Regions from separate parts of the Homo sapiens genome. Here region 1 is linked to region 2. Evidence: read pairs that join two places in POLR2A ChIA-PET (ENCODE). Cell type or tissue: GM12878. All regions are shown on one strand. Each heading gives the region's core, and the rest is flanking DNA. Links, peaks and the distances in the headings are about the cores only.

The links. ChIA-PET counts read pairs that join two places held together with the same protein. Peaks named below come from ENCODE experiments on the same cell type or tissue, not always from the same donor. Only the 100,000 strongest peaks of a DNase experiment are listed, where the experiment ranks them.
Region 1: POLR2A ChIA-PET joins it to region 2 with 5 read pairs; 2 of 35 experiments call an interaction of 5 or more read pairs at or near these places.

Annotation. Positions count from the first base shown.
Region 1 is chr2:25,583,568-25,589,626 of GRCh38, forward strand. The region is part of intron 6 of DTNB (dystrobrevin beta); the gene reads right to left. Among named protein-coding and RNA genes, the nearest start is that of DTNB, 87 kb to the right of the region's middle. In GM12878, for the core only: no CTCF peak of the experiment used is centred there; a DNase peak (open chromatin) is centred at 3,344; H3K27ac peaks cover 857 bases.
Region 2 is chr2:25,786,433-25,792,491 of GRCh38, forward strand. The region is part of intron 5 of ASXL2 (ASXL transcriptional regulator 2); the gene reads right to left. Among named protein-coding and RNA genes, the nearest start is that of ASXL2, 89 kb to the right of the region's middle. In GM12878, for the core only: no CTCF peak of the experiment used is centred there; a DNase peak (open chromatin) is centred at 3,683.

The sequences.
Region 1 (6,059 bases), core at 960-4,959, 200 kb before region 2:
GTGCAGTGCAGTGGCGCAACCTTGGCTCACTGCAACCTCCGACTCCCTGGTTCAAGCAATTCTTCTGCCTCAGCCTCCCGAGTAGCTGGGATTACAGGCATGCGCCACCACGCCCAGCTAATTTTTGTATTTTTAGTAAGATGGGATTTCACCATGTTGGCCAGGATGGTCTCGATCTCCTAACCTCATGATCCACCCACCTCAGCCTCCCAAAGTGCTGGGATTACAGGCGTGAACCACTGCACCCAATCATGGAGTTTTTTTTTTTTAATCTTCAAGATGACAAGGTAGAATTAGATTTTGATATCTCTGAAGACCCTCATAAATAAACTTAGGATCAATCTCCAAAAATTGTCCTAAAGTCACACCATATATGACGTTTTCCAAAAACATGAGGAATGAAACTAGCAGAGCCATGTCCAAGCACTCTGTCTTCCACCAACCACGTGATCTGGAGAAAATCACTGAACATCTCTGAGTTTCAGTTTTCTCATCTTTCAAGGGCTAAAATAGCAGTTCTCAGTGTCATCAGGGAACCCCTGGAAGGTATTTAAACATTTTCATGGAGTTTCACGGAGCTTTGGAATATTTCATAATAATACTAAGACATTATTGGTCTTTTTCAATCTAATTCTCTGAAGAGTGTACAGTGGGGTTTTCCAGAGACAATGTGACGAAGCCACAATTATCTAAAAAGGCTACTAAAAGACTCTCCCTTTCCCAACTATATAGCTGTCCGGGGCCAAATTTTCTTCCAAATTTTAACCAAAAGAGCATATCACAACAGATTGAATGGATAAGCAAACATGGGAATCCATGTGTCTTCTATAGAGGCAAATATTAAAGATAAGCAAAAATACAAAACCATGGCACTCTTCTCATTAAATTTTTGTTTTGAAATAGTTATTTGTCATAAAAATGTTATTTATGTTAACATATAATAGGTTCATCATTATTTTTAAGTGACTTAGTTTTCTTTTATTTCTCAATTTTACTTTTTTTTTTTTGAGACAGAGTCTCACTCTTTTGCCCAGCCTGGAGTGCAGTGGCTCGATTTTGACTCACTGCAACCTCCACCTCCCAGGTTCAAGCAATTGTCCTGCCTCAGCCTCCTAAGTATCTGGGACTACAGGCGTGTGCCACCATGGCCAGCTAATTTTTGTATTTTTAGTAGAGACGGGGTTTCACCATGTTGGCCAGGCTGGTGTTGAACTCCTGACCTCACGTGATCCACCTGCCTCGGCCTCCCAGAGTGATGGGATTACAGGCGTGAGCCACCATGCCCAGCCTCAATTTTAACTTCTAATATGGAAATACTGACAGACTTAACCCATATAAATAAAAGCTCTTTGGGGTCCTCAATAATTTTTACAGTATAATGAAGTCCTGAGACCAAAAATTTTGAGACCTGTTAGGAGAGGCTTCCCATCTCTAAAATTCCATGACTCAATAAATAATTTTATGAAAGGCAGGTTGGCTCTTTTTGTCCCCTATCTTTTTATTTTGTTTTTGCTCTTGAGTTGAACACATTCTTTGCATTTCTCCTTATTTTTAAGAGCTTAATATTAATATGAACTATAATAAAATGCAAATCATGCATTCCCACAATTCTCATTTTTCTCTATTTCCCTCCAGATGTATATATATTTCTACATACTTGTGAACAGAATAGATATGAATACATCATCTGTTTTTTCACTTAACGTTCTATTAAACATCTTGTTTTGTACAAATTCTTCATTTCTAATCCTTTTAACAGCTGCCTGATCCACTGAGCGAAACCACCATGATTTATGCCTCCCTCTATAAAACACTGAGACTGCTTTTATCACTGTATGCAGTCTCATATTTTTTCTTAGAAACAAGCGTTTGTTTGTTGCTCTTTGTTATTCTAATCTAGACTGACAACTATTACCCTACATGCCATTCTCACTTCCCTTCCTCCACCCTTGACTACCTCTTCCCATTTTTAAAAGGGGAGAGGAGTAACCCCTTAAAAATGAAAAATCCAGTATCAATAAAATAACATGAGAAAATAAAATAATTTAGCTATAGATCATCATTGCTACAGTCTCCAACTTCATCATTTCCAACAAAAACTCCTATAATGTGCAACATAGAAATATTTACCCATTGCCTTATCATTTAAATGATGTATGACATTTAGTTAACTGTCTTGAAAGGGACACTTCTAAAGTTTTCAGGTTAAAACATTTTTATGCAAACTTCTGAGTATAGTTACAGAGATATTTTATCTGACAAGGGCAAACATACATTAATCAGAGTTACAGAGTTGTTGTAACTGAAAGGGGCAGTCTTTCAATTATTTTCACACTGAATTTCCCCACATCACAGATTTATTTTGGACTTTGAAAATAAGAGTAATTTATAATGACAAAATAATATAATGTTACTCTGCTTTTTCTTAGAGATATTTTTATTTGTTATGGATAAAGGAAAGATTAGAAAAACTTCAAATATTCTGAAATACTATATTTCTCTCATTGCAAAGATTATTTCCTTTGAAAAAATCATGGAATAATATCAGTGAAAACGAGGATGCAAATACATTATGAAGTTTAAGCTTTCATTAGAATTCAAACCAAAATTACTAATTTTCTCATGTCATACTTAACTTAAAATGCTTCATTAAGCACGGGCGGCCAGGTGCGGTGGCTCACACCTATAATCCCAACACTTTGGGAGGCTGAGGCAGGCGGATCACTTGAGGTCAGGAGTTTGAAACCAGCTTGGCCAACATGGTGAAACCCCATCTCACTAAAAATACAAAAATTCGCCAGGTGCGGTGGTGGGCACCTGTAATCCCAGCTACTCGGGAGGCTGAGGCAGGAGAATTGCTTGAACTCAGGAGGTGGAGGTTGCAGTGAGTCGAGATTGCGCCACTGCACTCCAGCCTGGGCGACAGAGCATGACTCTGTCTCCAAAAAAAAAAAAAAAAAAAGTTTAAAAAATCATTCAATTAATCCAGGAAATAGTATCGATCGTTTTCCAGACACTGTCAGTCACTGGGGATGGAAAGCTGAAGGAGAGCAAGGTCCCTCCCTTCAGGGCATAACTGAGCTGTAGGTAACATGTCATGGAAGTAGAGAAGAGGACACAATCCTAAGATGAAAGATTAAAAACATCAAAGAAGAAGGCATATTTTTGCTAGGATGTGGAATCTGAAGCCTTTTTTGGAGGAGAGACAGAAAGTCAGGGGTTACTGGCATTTCAGTGAGAACTAAGAATATAAACAAAGACAAAAAGTTTGACTGCTTTGACTCACTCAAAACAGGTTACTCAAAACAAGAGAAATGCAAATCAAAACTACACTGAGATAACATTTCTCACCCATCAGATTGGCAAAAATTCAAGTGTGGGAACATGTGCTGCTGGCAAGGCTGTGGAGACACAGATGCTCTCGCACAACACTGAGGGGGATGTAAACAGTGCAACCCCATGGCCCTGTGGCAACAGCTAAAAAGATCCCATGGTATGCTAAGGGTAGGAACAGGAGAGGGATGGGGTAGAGCGGGAGCAATCAGGAATGGCGGTGAAAAGGTAGACTGTGGTTCGACTGCTGAGAGCCACAACGTCATGCTAAGCAGCTTATCCAGCAGGCAATGAGGAGTGAGTCGAGTTTTTTATGAAAAATAAGGACATCAACAGAACTGTATTGCAAAATGATGATTTAAACTCAAATTTGCTTATGATTAAAAGGAATAATAAAACCAACATCTGAGAAAGCACACTCCTCTTCCTTAGGCTGCCATTGAGCCACTGAATAAAGTGACGAGAAGACCAGGGTCCTTCGTTTTTTGGGTGATGAATTTTTCTGCTTTACTTGAATACTAGTTAGTCATACATAAAGCAGTAAGGCAGAGGGGACACTGGAAGTCCAGAATGGGACTGCACACTGGACTGTGCCACCAATGAACACCAAGAATGACCTGGACCGACAGCCCCACACCCCACAGGCTGGGGAACTTCTTTCAGCTCATGAATCATCAGTGGGGAAGCGGGGGGAAGGGGTGCTTTCCTAGAGCATGTGGACAGCAAGTACTGCTAACAAAAATCCTTTTCTAAAAAGAAAACAATCTTGAAGCCACTTGTCATTTCTATGTAAGGATTCATTTAGTAAGACACTCTCTCCTTCACAGGCCCAACTAGAATAAAATCTCACTTCTAGGTCTCTACAATTTTGTTCAATCTAAGTATGCTAGTGAGACAGGCCTCATTACTATAGAGACCTGATCATAATAAAACCCATTCTACACCCTGCATTTCATCCCATCTAAGATGCACTTATAAGATCACTTGTAAGACACACCATTATTTTTTTTTCTACCCCTAAGAAAGAAAAGCACTCAGCCAATTTAACTAACTCAATGACTTAATTAAGCATAATCCTTCGTGACATGTGAATTGGTCACACCAGCCTCTTGATGAACTGAAATTCCTTTCATCTATTCAGGGGAACTTGGCAGTTTGGTCTACCTTCAGATGCAATGCTTTAGTGTGACAATAAATTATTTTGGTTATATCTCAGTAATAAAAAAATACAGCTTCATCTATTTGGGGATATCCTCTTTTTTAAAAAGGCTCTATAAAGCCTCCTTAAAAAAAAAAAGGCTCTAAAAAGCACCTGGTTGTTGCTTTGCAAAATAATATGGAATTCCTCCAATGCTGAATATTTGTTTTACTAACATCCAGTGTATTCCCCTCTATTCTGTCCACACCTTTCTGCATTTATAACAACATTGTCTTTAATGCCAAATCACAGTATACTCTCTTCCGAGAACTTTTTTTTTTTTTTTGAGACGGAGTCTCCCTCTATTGCCAGGCTGGAGTGCAGTGGCATGATCTCGGCTCACTGCAACCTCTGACTCCCAGGTTCAAGCGATTCTCTGGCCTCAGCCTCCCAAGTAGCTGGGACTACAGGCGCACGCACCACGCGCAGCTAATTTTTGTATTTTTAGTAGTGACGGGGTTTCACCATGTTGGCCAGGATAGTCTCGATCTCTTGACTCCATAATCCACCTGCTTCGGCCTCCCAAAGTGCTGGGAGTACAGGCGTGAGCCACTGTGCCTGGCCTCTGAGGACATTTTAAATGACAACACATGTAGTGCCAAAAGTGGATACAACTCAGTTGAAGTGACAACAAATGATCAGCTATGATCAAGTTCACACATGTGCAGGAAATGACAGCCCATCATAACCACTGCCTAACCAACTGCAATTGTGAGGTATCATTGGCTATATATCTCAACATCAGAAATATTAAGATATGAAAAAGTGTCTTCAAATCAATGAAACACTACTAATCCACACCAAAGTACACAGTAGCAAAGGGTTGCTAACGGAGATTATAAAATCTCCTTAATTAGAATACCTATGAAATAACAAATATAGATACACCTGCCAGGCAATGCTTGCCAAACTCTATTCAATGTCCAGGAAAACAAAGTCAGAACATCCAAAAGACATCTCACTTCAAAGTGAGGAGAAAAATCATTTCGCTACATAGCTGGAGAGAATATTTTGTCAAATGCAATCGGAGGACACCTCCAGGCATGAAATATTGTTGTTATTCTTAAAATTAACCAGCAATAGTATAATCCCATTTTTATACAATTGCCACTGCCTCCGTGAATCAAGGGAAATGTGGCATGGTGCCCAATAAAGTGTTATCAACAGTATCTCCTGCATACACTGATTGTAAGAGTGTGTCTACTTTCCTATCTGCTCACTTCTCCCTTTCTCTCCATTCTTTGCTTATTCAGGTTTCTTTTTCTTTTCTTTTTTTTTTTTTTTTTTTTTTTTTTTTTTTGAGATGGAGTCTCACTCTGTCGCCCAGGCTGGAGTGCTGTGGTGCCATCTCGGCTCACTGCAACCTCTGCCTCCTGGGTTCAAGCAATTCTCCTATCTCAGCCTCCTGAGTAGCTGGGACTACAGGCGCCCGCCACCACGCCTGGCTAATTTTTGTATTTTTAGTAGAGACGAGGTTTCACCACGTCGGCCAGGCTGTCTTGAACTCCTGACCTCAGGTGATCCACCC
Region 2 (6,059 bases), core at 1,332-5,331:
GTTTCACCGTGTTAGCCAGGATGGTCTCGATCTCCTGACCTTGTGATACGCCTGTCTTGGCCTCCTGAAGTGCTGGGAATACAGGCGTGAGCCACCACGCCCGGCCCACATCATTCTTAAAACATTATAATATTAAAAGGCTGGGTATTGGTGGCTCACGCCTGTAATCCCAGCACTTTGAGAGGCTAAGGCAGGTGGATCACTTGAGGCCAGGAGTTTGAGACCAGCCTGACCAAAATGGTGAAACCCTATCTCTACTAAAAATACAAAAATGAGCTGGGTGTGGTGGCACACACCTGTAATCGCAGCTACTCAGGAGGCCAAGGCATGAGAATTTGCTTGAACCCTGGAGGTGGAGGTTGCAGTGAGCCGAGATCACACCACTGCACTCCAGCCTAGGTGACAGAGAGAGACCCTGTCTCAAAAACAAACAAACAAAAATTATAATATTAAAAGCTTTACCTTAAAGGTAGAGAATGAAAAGGATAATTGATAGTACCATGTCTGTTCCACTATTTTCTGTAAGTCCTGGCTGGTACAAAATGGCAAAAAAAAAAAAGAAAAAGAAAATTGCCATTATTCATAAATTACATATTTGTATAAGTAGACAATCATAAAACTATGTATAAACTAATATATTTTAAAAATTAATTTTGCAATGTTGTTACATCCAGTGTCAATATTCAGAGAGGAAATCCACCACAGGCCCCGAGTGCTGTTGTGTATACACACGAGGAATGCAAACAATGTTTTAAGTCCCAGAACACTCTTTACCTGAGCCATCTTTCAGGGTTATGTTTGCAGTTGCAGAGCAACCATGAGATGAGGCAATGTCTCTTCCCAGGCAAAATATGCTTGCTTCTGCTAAAAGCAGTGAATCCCTCAAACTAATGTTTCTTGGCTGAGATGCAAACCCACTGCAGGAATAGGATACACCTGGGCCTGTATCTCATCACCTGTGAGTCTTGGGGTAAGGGAAAGCTGACACGAAAAGTATGCTGGTAGCCATATTGCTTACTCTATCATGGGTAATACAGTACTTTTTCTATGACCCAGGATTCTTGTTTCTTCTGTTAAAATCCATGAGAGGCTAATCGCTTTGTTTACTTACAAATCAGGTAAAATCCTAGACACTTCAAAGACACAGTCAATTTATAAAAACTGTATTTCTATATATCAGCAACACACAATTATAAAGTAAAAAAAGTTAAAGCCATTCACAACAGAATAAAAAATGTCAAGGAATAAATCTGATAAGAAGTGTGCAAAGACCTGTAAGACAGAAAAATCCATAGCATTAATGAACAAAACTGAACTGCAGAAAATGCAGTAATATAGTTTTTAAAAAGTCAATAGAACTAAAACTGATCTATAGATTCAATGCAATCCTAACCAAAATCATAGCAGGTTGAGGGGAGAGGGGACATGTGGAAACTAACAAGCTGCTTCTAAAATTTACATGAAGATGAGATCAGTCAGAAAAGCCAAGAAAATATTAAAGAACAAAATGGAAAGAATTAAACTATTAGATATCAGGATTAATAATAAAGCTAAAGTAATTAAAACAGGGTGGTACTGTTACAAGGAAAGACAAAACACAACAGAACAAAGCAAAGTCCAGAAACCAAACCATAACTATATGGTCAATTGACTTATGACAGAGAACACTGCAATAAAGTAAATGAAAGAAGTCTTCAAAAAAGGGTGCTAGGTAATTAAGATATCCCTACGGGGTGAAAGGAATAAAATGATGATCCTCATCTCACATAATACAAAAAAATTCCACATGGTTTATAGATCTAAATGTAAAAGATAAAAGAATAAAGTTATCATTAAAATGTGCACACGCACATGCATATACAGGAAGACAGTTTCCTCTCTGTGTGTATATAGTATTTTCATTGCATAAACATCCACCAGTACCCAAATTCATTTATCCTATCTTTGATGAACATTTAGGTTATTTTTATTTTTTGCCTATTACAATTAATTCTACTTTTTAAAAAAATTTCTTTTTGTACTCCTTTCTGTTGGGTATATACACCAGAGTAGAATTAGCTATACTATGGACAGACAAGCAGTTTTCCAAAGTAGTTGTACTAGTTGTACTAGTTTAAATTCTTACCACCAGTGTATAAGAATCCCGTTATTTCACATGATCACTAGCAGTTGGTACCATCAGTCTTTTTAATTTTGGACTTTGGTGGGTGTGTAATAGTATCGCATGTGGTTATAAGTTGCCTTTCTGTGGTCACTAACGGAATTGGACTCCTTTTCATTATTAATCATTTTGATATCTTCTTTGTGCAATGCTTGTTCTAGTCTTTGCCCATTTTTCTATGAATTCTCTTTTTCTTACTAACTTGTAGGAGTTCCTCATATATTCCTTTGTTGCATATATTTATTCCAAATAACTTCTCTGTGGCTTGCCTTTTCACTCTCTTAAAGTTACGTTTTGATGAATGCAACTTCTTAATGTACCCAGTATGTTTTTTTCTTTAGAAAATTACCTAGCTTTATGATTAATCCTGATATTTAATAGTTTAATTCTTTCCATTTTGTTCTTTAATATTTTCTTGGCTTTTCTGATTGATCTCATCTTCATGTAAATTTTAGAAGCAGCTTGTCAGTTTCCACATGTCCCCTCTCCCATCAACCTACTATGATTTTGGTTAGGATTCCATTGAATCTATAGATCCATTTTAGTTCTACTGACTTTTTAAAAAATATATTACTGCATTTTCTGCAGTTCAATTTTTTTTATTAATGCTATGGGTTTTTCTGAGCTCCCTTCTGGTCATACCCATTGCCCCAAAATAACCACTCTATATAGTTTTAAGAATCTGATGTATTTCTACACACCAGAAGGTGAATGATTCTTACACACATGCAAATAATGTAATAGCAAAAAATTATTTAAGTATGACTTGATTATGTAAGTTTAAAAATTTCTCTGGACATTATTCTGTTCTAGACATGTCTTGTTTATGCTATTGGAAGTTGTTAGAGTGGTTATTTTGGAGCAATGGGTGTGACCAGAAGAGAGCTCAGGGAGAGATACTAGGGCAATATTTTGCTCCTTAATCTGGTTGATAGTTCATAGTACTGTTCTGTTTGTGAAAATCCAACAAGCTGTATACTTACGTGTACTTTAATGAATACAAGCTGATCATTCCAAATCAGAAAACATGAAATGCCCAAAATCAGAAAATTTTTGAGTGCCAACACGATGCTCAAAGGAAATGTTCATTGGAGCATTCTGGATTTTGAACTTTCTGAATTTGGGATGCCCAACCCAAATAATGCAAATGTTTCAAAATCTGAAAAAATCCAAACTCCAAAACACTTCTGGTTCCAAGCATTTCAGAGAAATAGTACTTCATCCATATATATTATAATCTAATTTAAAATTTTAAAAATAGGCAAGTGACCCAAACTGACAGAAATCAGGACGGTGGTTACTTTTGAGAAAGGACCAGTAGCGATTTGGAGATGACAGGATGTTTTCACAATGCTGATGAAGCATCGTAATAGTTAATTATTTACTAGGGAGATGGGGGTTATTTTCTGTTCTGAATTTTTTAAAAAAGGGACAAGATCATTTCATATAGTTTCTCCTTTAAAGATAAAATTTGGCACCCTCTCCCCCTTTTTTAAAGTAAAGCTGAAAAATCATCTAAACTATTGCTGTTCAAATGTCCACAGACTGGTCTGTGACAAGATAAGCATGAAAGCAAGAACATTTAGGTACTTTCATAGAAATTTGACATTGCTGGGTCATTCTGAGTCCACAATGGACTAGAGGAAAAAAATTGGTCCTTGATGATGAATAATTTGAGAATAAACTAGCTAACTGAGGTGGTGGTGATATGAGTCGCAGTTGCGGGGTGGGGGTGGGGGGGGTGTGAGAAGCGCATGAGCAAGGTTTCCTAGGACTACATCTTAAAAAAAAAAACAAAAACAGAACTATTAAAAATAAGACCTTGGTTAAAAAAAAACATAAAAAAAGGAAAAAAATTAAAGCTTTATTTTAACTATATCAAGACCCTGTTTATAGTCTTTTCTCACAAAGTGGTACTTATAGAAAAATAATCCCTTATACTTCTCTATTACCAGTTTTACTTCAAATGAAACCAATTAATGTCACCAATTAACGTCATCCTACACCAAGGAAGTATTCTACCTACAACAAATGGTTTTCAAAAGCAAAACAAAAATAAATTTTAGCTTATATACCAGTGATGAGAAACAGAGCTAACTTAAACACTAGTGAGCAGAAAAACAAAAGACGCTAGTTTATTAACTCAGAAACTTAATGAACAAAAATATGAAACAAACAAAAAAAGAGTCAATAAACAGTTTTTTGTCTTTTTTTTTTTTTTTTTTTTTGAGACAGGGTCTCTCTCTGTCACTCAGGCTGGAATACAGTGGCATCATCATAGCTCACTGTGGTCTCAAACTTCTAGGCTTAAGTGATCCTCCCACCTTGGCCTCCCAAAGTGCTGGGACTACGGGTGTGCACCACCAAAACCAGCTGTTTTTTATTTAGAGACAAGGTCTCACCATGTTGCCCAAGGTGGTCTTGAACTACGGGGCTCAAGTCATACTCCTGCCTCGGCCTCCCAAAGTAATGGGATTACAGGTGTGAGCCACCACACCCAGCCTATAAACAGTCTTGATCTTCCTGGTGTCTGGCTATGAAAATTTGGAAGAGTCATCAGTGTCTCCATTCTCTCTCTTATCTATACCTTAATTTTCCTAAGAAACTTTGTGAGGCCGGGCGTGGAGGCCTACACCTGTAATCCCAGCCCTTTGGGAGCCCGAGGCAAGCAGATCACAAGGTCAGGAGTTCGAGACCAGTCTGGCCAACATGGCAAAACCCCGTCTCTACTAAAAATATAAAAATTAGCCAGGTGTGGTGGCGGGCGCCTATAATCCCAGCTACTCAGGAGGCTGAGGCAGGAGAATAGCTTGAACCCACGATGGGGAGGTTGCAGTGAGCCGAGATCATGCCATTGCACTCCAGCCTGGGCGACAAGAGCAAGACTCCGTCTCAAAAAAAAAAAAAAAGGAACTTTGTACAACAAATATCTTGTAAATAATAAGACTATCACTAAAGGTTAACCATATGATCCAAATTTCTTTCCCTCCACAAATCCCCTCTCCCAGCCACATTTATCTTCTTACGGCTTCCTGAAAACACTATATACATTCTCATCTTCTTGCCTTTATATATGTTTTCTTTCCATAACACATCCTGTCTTCCCTAGTGATTAAACTCTCCAGAGAAGAATAGTATCTTAGAACTTTTATAGCTAATACTTAGTAACCCAGGCAAAGTTAACTTAGTATCCCTTCTCTAATGCTGTCATAACATGATAAATATAAACACATGTGATTTATGAAGTCATGTGCTAATTATCTACTTATTTTTCTATCCCTCTAGATATGCTGAGACAACTTTAAGGGTGGGGTTGACACCTCATTCAAATTTGTTTCCCAAATACCTGGCAAATAATACAGACTGGAGAAGGCATGAGTGTAACAAGTAGTTTCTTTGCTTGTTTATTCATTCATTTCTTGAGACAGGGTCTCGCTCTGTCACCTAGGCTGGAATGCAGTGGTCCCATTATAGAACACTGTAGCCTTGAACTCCCGGGCTCAAGCAATCCTCCTGCCTCAGTCTACCAAGTAGCTGGGACTACAGGCACACACCACCACATTCGGCTAATTTTACTTTTTATTTTTTGTAGAGACAGGAGTCTCACTATATTGCCCAGGCTGGCCTCAAACTCCTGGGCTCAAGTGATCCTCCCACCTTGGCCTCCCAAAGTGCTGGGATTATAGGTGTGAGCCACCACAGCCTGCCTAACAAGTAGTTTAAACGGAGATATTACTTTGGTTGTTATCAATAAACTAATGGCTTAAACAACACTTTTTAGGATTATAACTTTATCCTCCAATGTGGACTGCTCAACAGATTAAAACAATTCTTAACAACACATTTTTTTGTCTAATTAGAAACAAAAATGCTTGCTTCTACATAAACATATAGAAAT